Regions from separate parts of the Homo sapiens genome. Here region 1 is linked to region 2. Evidence: read pairs that join two places in POLR2A ChIA-PET (ENCODE). Cell type or tissue: endothelial cell of umbilical vein. All regions are shown on one strand. Each heading gives the region's core, and the rest is flanking DNA. Links, peaks and the distances in the headings are about the cores only.

Region 1 (7,719 bases), core at 3,364-5,863, 130 kb before region 2:
AACACTTAGGCTCAAGCAATCCTCCCACCTCAGCCTCCCAAAGTGCTAGGATTACAGGTGTTAGCCACCTCACCCAGCCTCATATAAATTTCTAATATAAATACCATGATATTCCTGATGTAAACTCATAAGAGGAAATCATAGCTATTGCATAACATGCAAGAAAGCATTTTCTCCTGAGAGCACATATCATACACAACTAAAGATGCACTCTCCATTAGACAGACAGGTGGTATATCACAAAGCTTGGATACACAAAAGCAAGAAACACTAGTTTTTAACTGGCATCAGGAAGTCCCAGGACAGGCCACCTCAGAATGCCCTCCTAATGCAAATCTCAAAAATCCCATTGCTGCAAGTACCCTCACACGTTTTCTAAAGCACCCAAGTTTGAAGAGATGAAGGTAATGAGATGGGAAGATAATTCATCTCTACAAGGACTTGTTCACCATTTTTACCTTCAATGCCTAGCACACCGTAAATTTAAAAATCATCCACAAAATTTTGAATACAAAAATCATCAAAAATAACTGCATAAATGCCCATAATCAGGCAACAACCAACTTCCATGACTGTTGATAAATAACCTAATTCCCATGTCTTCAGAGGCATCTTCCAACAAAAATAACTATAGACAGGCAACTCAATCAGCCAATTTCAGAAACACCAACCATTTTAGTACAGCCCGAGGTAGGAACACCAAGACTTCTAAGCCGTTAATCAATAATCACTATACCAAAAAAAAAAAAAAAAAAATGCAAAAAGACTACTGTGAAAAGTACAAAACACCCAAAGTAAATCCATACTATCACCTCCTAAAAGCAAAATCATGTATGTAAAGTACTTGAAGTAAAGACTTTGGCACCTAATTGGACTACATCATTGTTTGGCTATGCACCCTAATGGACACTCAAATCACTGCAGGCATATATGAAGCCAACACAATCTAAGCTGCTATTAAAACAGAGCCAAGTCATAAATTAGTACATCAACATCTAGAATAAGGCCCAAAGAACTACCTCTGCCTGTTGTAACAACAGTGGGCAGGGACGCACAGCAAAGGTACAAATGACTACATGATCCCAATCACCGAGCTACATTTAGTGGGCTCAGCCAAGGTATACAATCAAGCTTAATTTGATGTAAAAGCTGAAACTTCCATAATCCATAGTACAAAGGTAAAAAAGACCAAAACTTCTTATATGGAATCTTGGCAATCAAATGGTTATTATCTGAGATAAGTGTACAAAGATTGCTGAAAGGTGAGAGGAATGGGGAAGATGATGGTCAGGGGAGACAAAGCCTTAATTAGGAGGAAAAAGGGTTTTTTTTCTTTGAGATATAGTGCATAGCATGGTGAATGTAGTAAATACTCATCCCACTGTGCATTTCAAAATCACAAAGAGAATTTCCAATTTTCTTCCCACAAAAAAGTGTTTGTGGTGATGAATGTTAATTAACTTGATTTAATTATTCTGCATTGTATACATGAATCATAACATCACTTTGTACCCTATAAATAACAGCTATAATTTATCAATTTACAGTTAGGAATTTTTTTTTTTTTTTTTTTTTTTTTTTTTTTTTTGAGTATAAAGGGCTGGGTGCAGCAGTTCATGCCCATAATCCCAACACCTTGGGGACTGAAACAGGAAGATCACTTGAGGCCAGGACTTAGAGATCAGCCTGTGCAAAATAGCAAGACCCCGTCTCTACTAAAAATATAAAAATTAGCCAGGCGTGGTGGTGCATGCCTATAGTCCCAGCTATTCAGGAAGCCAAGGTAAGAAAATTGCTTGAGCACAGGAGAACTCAAGCCTAAGGGTGGGATTTTTATTAGGTTGGTGCAAAAGTAATTGTGGTTTTTGCAATTAAAAGTAATGGCAAAAACCACAATTACTTTTGCACCAACCTAATAAACTGGCAAAACAAGATACCTACAACGCGGGGGGAAAAAAGGAAACAATCTCATACAGGTTCTTATCAGTGTCCAAAAATAAAGAAAAAAAGGATAAAACATGAATGAAGAAAAGGCTCAGGCCAGGACTAGTTGTAGCACTATCCCAAGCTCCAAGAGTTAAGTCTTTACTCCCAGTTTTGAACCTAAACCTTCTAATGTGTAGCTGGCAATTCTAGTCATACTTGTATGCCTTAGTCTCCACCGTTAGCATTTCTAAAAAAAGATTAACAAGAAAGGGAAACACTCTACGGCTGAGCTGTCCAGTTCCACAGCCACACACAGTTACTGAGCATCTGAAACATGGCTAGGAAGGCAAAGGAGCTGGTTTTTTGTTGTTGTTCCACCCCACTCCCCTGGGAGCTGAATTTTAAATTAATTTTAACTACTTATATTAGGTTGGTGAAAAGTAATCAGGTTTTTGCCATTACTTTTTATTGCAAAAACTGGAATTACTTTTGTACCAACCTAATACAAAGTTCTACTAGACAGCACTGCTCTGACTCACGTTAAAACTAAGCACACACATACCAAGACCCTATCTCTCTAAATAAATAAAAAACAATAATTCAATTTTTAAAAATCTAGGCACAGAATAAATGTTTATGGCCTGTAATCTTAGATGAATAAATTCTCATCTTCTAGGTCTTAACTTTCTCAACCAAAAAATGTAAGAGTTCAACTCGATTGTGTCCACGATTCTAAATGAACTAGTGCAGCATATAAATTAATATTCTTCATTCAAACAGTAGTAATGTAATTAAAGCCACATACCCCTTAAAATTATGGGAGGTACCTCAAACTGAAGACACAAGGGTATTATATGACCCCTCCATATGGCCGAGGAAGTTCTGTCACTATTTGAGCAAGTCACCACATCTCTCTGAGCTTGTTTTCTTATCTGTAAATGAGAGGTTTAGACTAAATGATTACTTAAGACACTTCAAATCCTAAAATTCTTCATTCCTTTAGATCTAAGAAGACATAGAAAAGAACAAATAAGTGAAACCAAGATACTCAAAGAAATAAGGAAAAATTATAAAAACCAGTTTAAACTCTTAAGAAATGAAGTAAATTGAAACCAGACCCCAATGACAGAGGCTGTAAAGTTGTACAATGTCAATGTGCTCTGCTAGGAGGCTGATTTGGTCTACTGGCACGTGCCTAGTTTTTCATTTTTGCTTTAGTCCACACGTAAAAACACACTGCTATCTCCAAAGAAGGCCAAACTGCAAAAAGTTCTATACAGTCAGGTGCGTGTAGCTGGGATGAGAACACACAGCTCACAAAGGTTTGGACTGTTCTTTCCCCCAACAAAAACTTGACCAAGAAAATCTTCCTACACTAGACAGCTATAGTAGAATCCCCATTGCTGCTTTCAGGGCTCTCAAATTGTACCAGGAGCTTGCTTACTTTGTCAATGAGCCAAACCAAGTAAAACGGGATGCTCTCTTGACAGGGGGTACACTTACTTTTAGCTGCAATAAGGTAAACTGAAGTGTGCATTCATCCATAAAGATATTGTAAGATATCCTTTCCTATGGCGTATAACTCAGTACATATATGAAATAGGAAAGAATCCACTCGAAAGAATCCTAACAGGTATCTGGAGAAAGGAATATAGCCTACTGACTTAAGTGAAACGTGAAAAAGTAGAGGGTCAGGGCAGAAGGACAAGCTCTACACAGCTCTTTTCAAAGGCACCTTTCTATATACATTGTGTGGCCTATACCAGACCCACCTGTATATTTCTCAATCTTGAAAAATTTTAATGAAAAAAAGTAACTCTCAAAGAACCTGACTTAGAGCATAGTAAGAAAAAAAAAACAATTTCTACTTTCTTCAAGAATATAATGCTTTACCTGATATAGACATTCCTTTGTTTTACTGCTGATTTAACCAGGCCACCACTGATGACCATTTAGTTTTCACTTTTTGCTATTACAAAATATGCCAGTATTTCCAGAAGTGGATCTGCTGGATCAAAGAATGTGCGCTTCTAATTAGGCACGTGGCCAAGTGGCTCTCCAATGAGGTACATGGCCAAGTGGCTCTCCACGGAGGTCAGCCCTACCCATATTCCCCCAGTGATGTGTGAAAGCCTGTTTCCACACACCTGGTCAACAATGCATTTGCTTTTCTCTTCAGTGAGGATGGGCACTGTTCATATATTGAAGAACCATTTATACTTCACTTTTCTGCCAACTGTCTGTTTATATCCTTTGTCTACTTTTCTACTGGGTTGGTCTTCTCAATGATTTGTAGGGGTTATTTTAAAAAAAGAAAAAGTTATTTGTCTGATAGCATTCCCTCTTCACCTCATTCCAATCTGCGATCTCTCTACCACTCAGCTCAAACTGCTCTTTCAGGTCACTGACAACCTCCAGACAAGGCTAAATCCAAATGAAACTCTTCTGTCCTCACGTACACCTCACTCTCAGCAGCATGCAAGGCAGTCCCCCAGAAGACGCTCCTCATTAGAACATTCTCCTCGCCTGGCTTCTCTGATGTCACACACTCGTTGTTTTCTCACTGGCCATTTCTCAGTCTCCCTAGTTGGAGGGCTGCTCCTCTCCTTCCTTCCTTCCTTCTTCTGTCCCACTGATAACACAGAGGCTCCCACAGAGGTCAGGCTGTGGACCTAGCACACTTCCCTGAGTGCAGCACATTTGCTCGAAGTAAATTCACATTTGTTTTATTTGTGCTGTTTCCCCAGCAACTAAAACAAAGCGCTGGGAGATTCAAGACAAGTTCTGTTGAATAAACGAAGCCGTTTCCGTGGGTTTTTAAAATATTCTTCTCCAGGCCGGGCACGGTGGCTCACGCCTGTAATCCCAGCACTTTGGGAGGCTGAGGCAGGCGGATCACGAGGTCAGGAGTTTGAGACCAGCCTGTCCAATATGGTGAAACCTGTCTCTACTAAAAAATACAAAAATTAGCCAGGCGTGGTGGTGTGCGCCTGTAGTCCCAGGTACTCGGGAGGCTGAGGCAGGAGAATCACTTCAACCTGGGAGGCGGAGGTTGTAGTGAGCCAGTATCACACCACTGCACTCCAGCCTGGGCAACAGAGTGAGACTCCGTCTCAAAAACAAACAAACAAAAATTCCTCTCCATAAACACAACTAAGGTCCAAATTTATAAAACCAAAACAACCATCATGGCATTTCAAACACAGGTAACCCAATGACTAGTAGACATTTCCCTTTGGTTATCTCACAAGCACATGGTATTTAATCTCCAAAATGGAGCTTTTGCTCTCCATCACAAGCTGCCCATCCAACCAAACCTCCTCTTCACCATGCCCTCCCCATCTCAGTAAAAGGCACACCCTAGTTGTGAAAGGCAGCCTGGAAAACAGCCCTGGCTCCTCTTTTCCCTTCCAATCCAATTCACCAAAACATTGTCAGTTCCGCCTTACACTTTCCCTTCTCTGCATCTTTTGCCACAACCTGGAATAAGGTAAACTGGAGTGTGCATTCATCCATAAAGATCTTTTAAGATACCCTTTGGACACAGCTTCCTAATTCATCTCCCAGTCTCCTCTGGCCCCTCCAACCCACTGTTTACTTGGGTTCTTGGTTAGCGCCCCCTGCAACTCCCATGTGAGCATGAACAATAATGATAATAATTCTGATATATGCTCTGTACTATGGTGGCCACATACGGCTTTTGAGCACTTGAAATATGACTAGTTTCATCTAAGAGGTACTAAGAGTATAAAATATGCAATGGATTTCAAAGATTTAGTATAAAAATGTGAAAACATCTCAATTTTCCTACTGATTATATGTTGAAATAATATTTTGGACATAATGGGTTGTATAAAACATATTAAAATTAATTTTATGCGTTTTTTACTTTCTTCATGTGGCTATTAGAAAATTTAAGATTACATACATAGCCTGCATTGTCTTTCGTAGAAACACTGTCCTGAGCATTTCATGAGGGTACCAGCACCATGTCCATCATCTTTAACCATGTACACAGTAAATCCTCACTTAATAGTGTCAACACGTTTTTTCAAACTGCGACTTTAAGCAAAACAACATACAGCAGGTTCTTGAATAACACCATTCCATTATAACACTGATGAGGCAGACAAAACTGGTTCAGTTCTATGTCATTTTGCTTAAGTTTGCAGCTTCCAAGAACCTGTTAATGGTGTTAAGTGAGGACTTACTGTATGACCAAAGCACAGGAAGCGCTAGGACTGGCACCGGGTAGGCACCCAAGGTATCTGCTGAATGAATTAGTGGCCAAAAATTGGTATCATTTACATACATTCACTTATAAACAAAACATGAAAAATTTAATTATTACTTGAAGTTGAATGATACTTTAAAAATACAGTTGGAATTAAGAAAACAACTCTTTCAGTTTAAACTCTGGATACACACGCATTTTAAGAAATAATTTGAAGGCTGGGCACAGTGGCTCACGCCTGTAATCCCAGCACTTTGTGAGGCCAAGGCGGGCAGATCACTTGAGGCCAGGAGTTCAAGACCAGCCTGGCCAACATGGTGAAACCCCATCTCTACTAAAATTACAAAAATCAGCCAGGTGTGGTGGTGCGTGCTTGTAATCTCAGCTACTCAGGGGGCTGAGGCACGAGAATCATTTGAACCTGGGAAGCAGAGGTTGCACTGGCCGAGATCCCGCCACTGCCCTCCAGCTTACATGACAGAGTGAGACCCTGTCTCAAAATAATACTAATAATTTGTCTACTTCTTCAATGTGCAGGGTTAATCACATTGTAATTTATTCTTCTAACTTTTCATCATGAAAGTTTCTGTTAGAAAAGAAAGAGACTGGAGAACACTACAAATTCAATGTTAACCCACAAAGAACTTAAGAATTTTGAGTTATCAACCCTTAACATATTGTTCATCACAACTCCAAAACTGGCAACAAGAGAAGGAAAGCCAGCAGACAGCACGAGGAGAAAACAAGTAGACAATAAACATGAAAAAACTAACAACAGCAAAATCCATGCTAACGATGCCCTGCAACATTCTGAACTGCCAGTGAGGGCGTGATGCACTCAAGATGACCAGACTGCCACTGGCCTCCCGTACACACAGAAAAGGAAGGCGGCGGAAGTGCCTTCCAAAATGAACCCTCACCCTTCAAGTATTGAACAGCTCTGGTCTAAATGAATTTCAATGTGATTTAGGTTAGAAGCCCTTAAAAATTTCAGTTTAGCTCCACATTCAACCTCCAGAGACAGATCACAACCAAAGAAACAGCACCATTTTCAGATAAAAGTTTTAGGCTGAGCACAGTGGCTCACGCCTGTAATCCCAGCACTTTGGGTGGCCAAGGCAGGCAGATCACGAGGTCAGGAGTTCAAGACCAGCCTGGCCAAGATGGTGAAACCCTGTCTCTACTAAAAATACAAAAATTAGCCGGGCGTGGTGGCACGTACCTGCAGTCCCAGCTACTTGGGAGGGTGAGGTAGGAGAATTGCTTGAACCCAGGTGGTGGAGGTTGCAGTGAGCTAAGATCACACCACTGCACTCCGGCTTGGGCAACAGACTGAGACTTCGTCTCAAAAAAATAAAAAAGTTTTAAAGTGAAAGTCCAACAAAGTGTATTCTCCAAGAGAAACTTCCTCAAGATCCAACTACCAGTGCACATAAAACAGAGGCTACACAACACTGTGGGGAATACCACAAAACAAAAGAGCCCAGTCCTCCCACAAATGGAAGGCATGGTGGGAGAAGAGCAAAAAATGAGGAACCCATATACAAAAAAAAAAAGGT
Region 2 (7,719 bases), core at 2,588-5,087:
AAGACTCGCTCCCTCGGCACTGACCCAGACAGCCTGCACCATCACGCTGCTCAGCACAACCCACACAGCCTTCCTCCAAACCCCATGGAGCGGGGAGTATAATCACCCCCTTTCTACCAACGGACAAACTGAAGCACAGAGAGGTTAAGTCACTTTCCTAAGCTCCCAACACGATGACAAAAAATAGAAGGTCAGCCCGCAAGTGGAACTAGGTGCTCCAAGTCCCCGGTCTGCCTGACACTGCACCTCCTCGCCGCCACGGTCCCGGGTCCGCCTGACGCTGCACCTCCTCGCCGCCACGGTCCCGGGTCTGCCTGACACTGCACCTCCTCAACACCACCACGGTCCCGGGTCTGCCTGACACTGCACCTCCTCACCACCACCACAGTCCCGGGTCTGCCTGACACTGCATTTCCTCATCACCACAGTCCCGGGTCTGCCTGACACTGCATTTCCTCATCACCACGGTCCCGGGTCTGCCTGACACTGCACCTCCTCACCGCCACGGTCCCGGGTCTGCCTGACACTGCACTTTCTCAACACCACTCCTTGGCCGGCTCCCAACTACAAACCAAGCCATGTCTTCCATCCTGAATCCTCTTGGCCTAAACATCACTCACAATGCCTCCCTCGGGAACAGGCACAAGTCCCACCAGCACAGCCTCCTTCGTTACCTGCGTTTCCGCTAGCCCAGGGCCAGCTCCAGAGCCCTCACCACAGAGCCTCTATCCTTCACCCCCGGACACTGGACCTCACCAACCCATAGCCTGGAGGAGATCCCTGTGTGACCCCAGGGCCTCCTCTGCCCGACTCTGAATTTCACTGCCCAACGTGACACCTCGGAAGGCTCTCTGGGCACTGGCAGCCCTCCATGGGCACCGCTCCTTCTGGCCAGCTCTGACATCCCGGCTGGTGAGGTGCCCTGCACGAGGCCTCTGCCCACTGGGACCTCACAGCCGTGCTGTCAGCTGCAACAAGCGACAGAATTTCACGTTTTCTTCACGTTGCCCCTGGGTGAGCAGCTCCAGGTAGTTTTCAGTCGAGGCGAGGCGTCCCGTCAGCAGCCAGGCGGCACAGCTAATTCATGCCCGCCGGGCGCACGGCCGCAATACCAATGGGCACCTGCAGCCTGGAAAGCCACAGAGGAACCGAGAACAGCGACTGTGCTCAGGTGACAGGACTGTGGTCTTTTAACAAAACATTTTCCTTTAACGTGATATTTTACGGCAAGGAATGAAACCTGGAGGGCAGGACATTTGGATACTAAAGCCCCAGGCTGCCGCGTGGTCTGCTTTGTGAAGTCTGAAGCCCGCGCCCCATTCTGGCCCCGCTCACAGGTCCGGCTCTGACTCACCAGCTTCAATGCTAGGCCGTGCCTGTCCTCCAACCAGAACATGACTTCCTTAAGGACAAAGCCGTTTCTCGCCCATCCCCATCTCCCTCTGGATTAAGAAATATGGGAAGATCTTCTAGAACCACCTCAAATTTGCAGAGAGCCATCCTGGTGACAAACCCTTGAAATGCTTCTAAGAAGAGTTTAGGTTTCTTCTCAACTCTAAAACCTCTAGAAAACTCTATTTCCACACCAGCTGCCCCTGGAACACTTCAGCTTCAAAAGGGCCCAGGGCAGGGAGACGGAGGAGCCAGCATCCACACCGAGCACCAGCCTGTTAATTAACGGGAAGCGGGTGGGGCCCATCTCCAGGCAGCTCTGAGGTCAGACTGGGGAACCATGCTTACAAAAAAAAGTGAACTGAAACGCTCACGTCCTCATGCAAAACCAGACTCCCAGTTGCATCTTTCTGTCTCATTGAGGAGCTTTTTCCTCCCTTTGACAGAACACCCTACACACGGCATCTGGAACCAAAGCAGAAAGATTCAGGCTCAGAGTAAAACAGTCCCCACACTGGCTGCATGTGGACGTTCCCGGCCCAGAGTCTCGCCCAAGCAGGGCCTATAAATGACACAAAATGTTTTTCTCCTGCGTGCCAGTCATGCTCCAACTGAGTTATGTGTAAAAGTGCCTCTCACGGCTGAGGGCAAAAACAGTTCCCACAAGACTAGAGAAAGGTGACCCCTGACGGCTGAGTCTCTAGGGAGCGTGGAGCTGCGTGCTCAGCCCTGCGGCCCTGACGGCTCTGGAATGGAAAAGCTATCCAACTGGAAGGGCAGGGCTCGCTGCTAGTCCAGCGGTCCAACCCCACAGGTGTCTGTGGTGTCAGCTCCATGCCACAGAGCCCAGGGCTGGGGCCAGAGCCACCAGGCCCCCTGCCAGCCTGCAGGGGCCTCCTCCTCTGGGTAGCCTAACCACCCCCTGTGAGCGCAGGCAGCCTCCTCTAATCACCACAGGGCCTGTCCCCCCCTCTCCCCCGCTTGCAGGAAAATGAGCCCTGAGGACTCCCCAGGGCTGCTCTGGGCCTGGACATGGAGACTGGGAATTACATTTGCAGAAGGAGCGCAATGCCCTTGAAGGGCTCAGCCACGAGCAGCCAGTCCCCAGGGCTCAGAAGGCCCAGCTGTTAGAACCCTGGGAGCCAGCAAAGAGCCAGGGGCTCCACCTAAGTCTATAGCCCCTGCCTCTTCTGGTTGGGAAAGAAATCAACGCCCCTTTACTGGCTCCCACTGACAGCCCACTCCCCCAGGTATGGGAGGATTCTGGGACGATGCAGGCAAACCTGGACCCTGAGTGAACCTGCCCCAGCTCTCACGGGCCTGGCACCAGCCACAGCACCTAAGGCGCCGGTCATGGTGACAACATGAAGGTGATAAGGGCATGGACAGTGGACATGGCAGCTGGACACTGGGCACCCACTGGATGCCAGGCACCCAGCACGGCTCCGTCACCCCTGGATGAGCAGTGGCCCTTTGCAAGCCAGGGTAGCCTGGGCAAGTTATTTGGGGGTCTCCAAGCTTGTCCAGCTGTGCGACTTCACTGAGCCATGAGTCTGGGATTTTATCAGGGCCCACACCCGTTCCTGGAACTCTGATACGTGAGGGAGCCACACAGGGACCCTTAACAAAAGCTCCCAGGGCAACATGTTCTCTTGCCTCAGTCTCCCAAATAGCTGGGATTACAGGCGCACGACTACCGCCCGGCTAATTTTTGTATTTTTAGTAGAGACAGGGTTTCACCATGTTGGCCAGGCTGGTCTTGAACCCCTGACCTCAAATGATCCTTCCACTGTTAGGGCAAGGCACCTGACAGGCACGACTGCACGATCTGCTTGTTGGGGGCTGTGTCCATTCCCCACTCCTTCGACAAATGTCCACACCCAGCCTTGCTTTGACACCCCAAGAACAGAGATGGTGACACCTGCTTCCTACATGCCCATTGCTCTCCCAAGGCAGACATCCCCAGCAGATGCAACACAGTGTTTAGGCAGACATCACCAATCGATGGTGGCAACAGACACCAGGCCCTGCTCCCTCTAACTCCAGTGGCCAGGCCCCAAGCCAGCTCTCACCTGCCCACTCCCAACCCACAGCAGCAAGACTCAGAAATGGCAAAAACACAAAGAGAACAGAAACGCCCCATAGCGGGAGGATGACTAAAAGACATGTCTTGATAAGATATTGTTCAGGCATAGGCCAGGCACAGTGGCTCATGCCTGTGATCCTAGAACTTTAGGAGGCTGAGGTAGGTGGATCACCTGAGGTTAGGAGTTCAAGACCAGCCTAGCCAACATGGTGAAACCCCATCTCTACTAAACATACAAAAATTAGCCAGACATAGTAGCGGGCGCCTGTAATCCCAGCTGCTTGGGAGGCTGAGGCAGGAGAATTGCTTGAACCTGGGAGGTGGAAGCTGCTGTGAGCCACTGTACTCCAACCTGGACAACAGAGCAAGACTCTGTCTCAAAAAAAAAAAAAAAAAAAGATATCCTTCACTAAAACTCATGTCTTTGATACATATTTACCTCCTGCAATCGCAAATGCTTCTGCAGTGCATAAAGTGAAATAAATAGCAGGAAGCCTTACGGTTCGATCACCCACACAGACACACAGTCACATACAGGAAAAACGCAGGGAGGGCTGGGGAACAAAAAAACAGAAGATAAAATGTGGAGACAGACACACCAAGAGAGTAAGAGACCACCTCCAGACCTCCCTTCAGCTTCTCAAACACACGAGCCGGGCCCGTTACAGAATTTGCGGGGACCGCTGCAAAATGGAAGTGCAGACAGCCCCTTACTCAAAAGGTAGGAATTTCAGGTCAACAACAGAGCTCACCTCATATGACTACACAGGTCACACAGCCCGTGAAGTCGGTCCCAACACCAGCATGCTCCTGCCTCAAAGCCGCTGCACGTGCTGTTCCTTCTCGCCTTTCCCTCTTTTAGTCCTTCAGATCTCAGGCCTCCTGAGAGAGACCTCTGACCTGCCGGCTCAGGCGGCCACACCCCCAGTACAGGAGTCTCCGGCTCAGCCCCTGCTGTGTTCCGTACCCGATCCAGGTCTGTCCTATGTCCATCTGTGTGCCGGCTTGCTTCCTGACATGGCCCCCACCACACGTGTGCCTCGGGGCAGGGGAACAGGCCCGTCTCATTAACTGCTTTCTTCTCAGATATTTTCTGGAATATTTGTGGATATTGGGCAACATATATGCTCCACCTTTTTCAGACTAGCCAGGACGAGCTGCATTTTTTTTTTTTTTTTTTTGAGACAGGGTCTCACTCTGTTGCCCAGGCTGGAGTATAGCGGCATGATCTTGGCTCAGTGCAACCTCCGCCTCCTAGGCTCAAGCAATTCTCCTGCCTCAGTCTCCCAAGTAGCTGGGATTACAGGCCCGTGCCACTACTGCCCAGCTAATTTTTATATTTTTAGTAGAGATGGAGTTTCACCATGTTGGCCAGGCTGGTCTTGAACTCCTGACCTCAAATGATCCACCTGCCTTGGACTCCCAAATTGTTGGGATTACAGGCGTGAGCCACTGCGCCCGGCCCGAGCTGCCTGTTTTACACCTTTGCCATATTCCGGTGATTCTCTCTCCCCTCCGTCCCCCGGCCCTGACTGTGGTGGCCACTCCCTGCCGTCATGAGCCCGTATGTCCTCACTCTTTCCCTTTCCGCCAGGACTTCAACCAACACTGCAGAGCGCAGGGTCCAGCTCCAGCACTGAGTTCAGCCTCTTCTCACCAACAGACAGGCAGGAAAGAAAACAAACTCTGAGAAGGCCAAGGTTCCCGGGCAGCCAGCAAGCCAAGCATCCTTCTCCGCTGAGGCTTGTGCAGCCGAGGCACCCCCTCCTCCAGGGAGCAGGCAGCGTCCTGGGGCAGTCTGCGAGGGAGACCAGGGCCTTGCTCCACCAGGGCCCAGGTATGGGGCAGCAGCAAACTCATGGCTCTGGGAGCCAGACCCCACCTGCTAGAACCTACTATGCCACCTGCTGTGGGCAACCCCAGGCTGGTGACTTGCCCTGGCCTCCTCTGTAAACAAAGGGCTCATCCAACCTGGTCAAACCACTCCTCCCCTTCAAGGGTCTATAATCCTCCCTTAACCTGCTTGGTCCAAACCCCTGGTGTCGCCAGGTCACTCAGGAGGCAGCTCATCTGGACTCCTTCCCTGGGTCCAGTTTCTCTCTCAACATTGCCTTTGAGGCCGAGGTGAACGGTCAACAGCGAAGGGCCCCAGAGGTGATGGAGGAGCGGGTGTCCAAGACACTCACCCTTTCTAATGCACTGACTCCCTCGTGGACTCACTTGTGCCGTCTCCCCCACCCACCCAGCCCCAGAGCCCAGAGTGCGAGCGCCAGAGGCCCGGGATTCTGTCTGCACCGCGGGGTCCCCAGTGCCTCGGAGCAATGCCAGCACCCGGCAAGTGTTCGACAAATGCCTGCTGAATGAGCAAATGGATGGATGAACGAATGAATGAGCAAGCAGATGAATGAATGGGGTGCTGTCCAGAGCCGTGAGGACTAGGCCGCCCAAGTCCCCATTTCTCAAATTCTCCTTCTCCCGACTTGGGAAACAAGATGCTTGGTCGGGGAGGCTCTCCAACCATCCCCTGCAGCAGCCGGCACAGCGGACAGACCCTTTGATGTAACAGCCATGTCTTCATTAAAGATGCCCTGCTCTCAGAAAGAGAAAGACAAATACAAACCTGGAAAATCCTCACCAAACGCAGGACCCCTGCCAGGGAGCAGAGAAAAGACCCACACGCCACGGGCGCCACGACCACACACACACCCCAGCCGCTGCACACAAACACAGACCCTAGCCAGCAAGAACAGGGGGACCAGGAAACTGTTCCTAAAGTCAGGACCCCCATGTGCTCAGACAGCAGTGAGAGCAAGGACACTTCTCCATCCACCGGATGCCAGGAGAGTCCTTCTAGGGGGCCCCACACCGAGACTCTGCCCTTAGGACTGTTCCTGAGTGTGGAAGCCAGCCCACTTGGAAGCCCCCTGCCCTCCCGAGTGGGACACCGGCACAGGAAGCAGGCCCTGTCCCCCACCACCTTCTGCAAGCTGGGCCCCATCACGCTACAGAAACGGGGAGGACTGGTCCCAGGGATGGCGCTTTCCTGACACCTCTCGTTACCCCCTCGCTTGCCAGGCCCCAGGGTCAGCCCCAGAGGCCAGACTGGCTATCCCAGGCCCGGGAGCATCCCCGAAGGCGAGCTGCATCCTGAACGTGTGTGATTTCCCGAAGGGCCCGCCCCGAACCGACACCTGGAAAGAAAGATCCTCAGCCGGTGCCCCAGAGGAGAAGAGCCATGCCTCACTGCAACACAGTCCCAGGAAGCACCAAGTGCCTGAGGACCAAGGCGGAGAGTAAAAAAGTGGAAAATATCTGGGGCAAAAATAAAACAAAACAAAACAGGATTGACCTCCTGGGCTCAAGCAATCCTCCCAACTCAGCTTCCCGAGTAGCTGGGACCACAGACTTGAATCACCACACCCGCCAAGTGGATCATTTCGAACGGGTTTGCCGAGGTTCCTTCTGGGGCACCCCCGGCGGCCGCAACCCATTCCCGCCAGGCCCCGCCCCGCCCGCCCGCCCCGTCCCGTCCCACCGCCTCACCTGCCTTACACGTCCTGCCGTTGTCCTGCAGCTGCACACCCGTGGGGCAGGCGCATGTGTAGAAAGGCTCGCTTGGGGACAGCAGGCACAGGTGGGAGCAGCCGCCATTGTCCTCCTCACAGCGAGTGTGGACTGAGAAAACCAGGACAGAGTGAGAGAAGGTTCCAGAAGAGGACCGTCACTTGTTTCTGAATGAGTCACATCCTGCCTCGTCCCCCGTGACAGCCTCCAGTGTGTCCCTCTGCCCAAACATCGGCCTCAAGTGGCATCAGGGACCTCCCCGCTGGCACCATTCCACCTGCCTCATCGCTGGCCCGTCCACATGGGGCCCTCAGCCTGGCCAGACGGCCTGCAATTTCCCCAAAACCAGCCGTGACCTTCCTGGCCACCCTCACACCCAGATGTGACCTGCCCATGGAGTGACATCTCCCCATCTGCTTCCTCCCACCAAGCTCCTATGACTAGAACACCCTCCCCAGCTCCTCGGAGCCCCCAAAGGACACCCCTCTGCAAAGGCTGCCCCCCACGCTCCAATGGCCGGGGTCAGGACCTGCCTGTGTGGTAGTGACGGGAACCCCAGAGACAATGGGCTCCTGGGCAAAAGGCTTGTCTTGTCTTTGTGCTATGTGTGGACCCAGCAGCTTCCATAGGAACACTGTCCCTCTTGCTGGGATGGCCAAGCTTGTCACTCTCCCAAG

What was found. ChIA-PET counts read pairs that join two places held together with the same protein. Peaks named below come from ENCODE experiments on the same cell type or tissue, not always from the same donor. Only the 100,000 strongest peaks of a DNase experiment are listed, where the experiment ranks them.
Region 1: POLR2A ChIA-PET joins it to region 2 with 5 read pairs; 2 of 35 experiments call an interaction of 5 or more read pairs at or near these places.

What each region holds. Positions count from the first base shown.
Region 1 is chr11:68,500,284-68,508,002 of GRCh38, reverse strand. The region is part of intron 1 of PPP6R3 (protein phosphatase 6 regulatory subunit 3); the gene reads right to left. Among named protein-coding and RNA genes, the nearest start is that of PPP6R3, 43 kb to the right of the region's middle. In endothelial cell of umbilical vein, for the core only: no CTCF peak of the experiment used is centred there; a DNase peak (open chromatin) is centred at 4,572; H3K27ac peaks cover 1,670 bases.
Region 2 is chr11:68,365,005-68,372,723 of GRCh38, reverse strand. LRP5 (LDL receptor related protein 5) reads right to left here. Exons shown (of 23, transcript NM_002335.4): 5 at 7,022-7,153. Among named protein-coding and RNA genes, the nearest start is that of LRP5, 56 kb to the right of the region's middle. RefSeq lists an enhancer at 1,440-1,489. In endothelial cell of umbilical vein, for the core only: no CTCF peak of the experiment used is centred there; no DNase peak of the experiment used is centred there.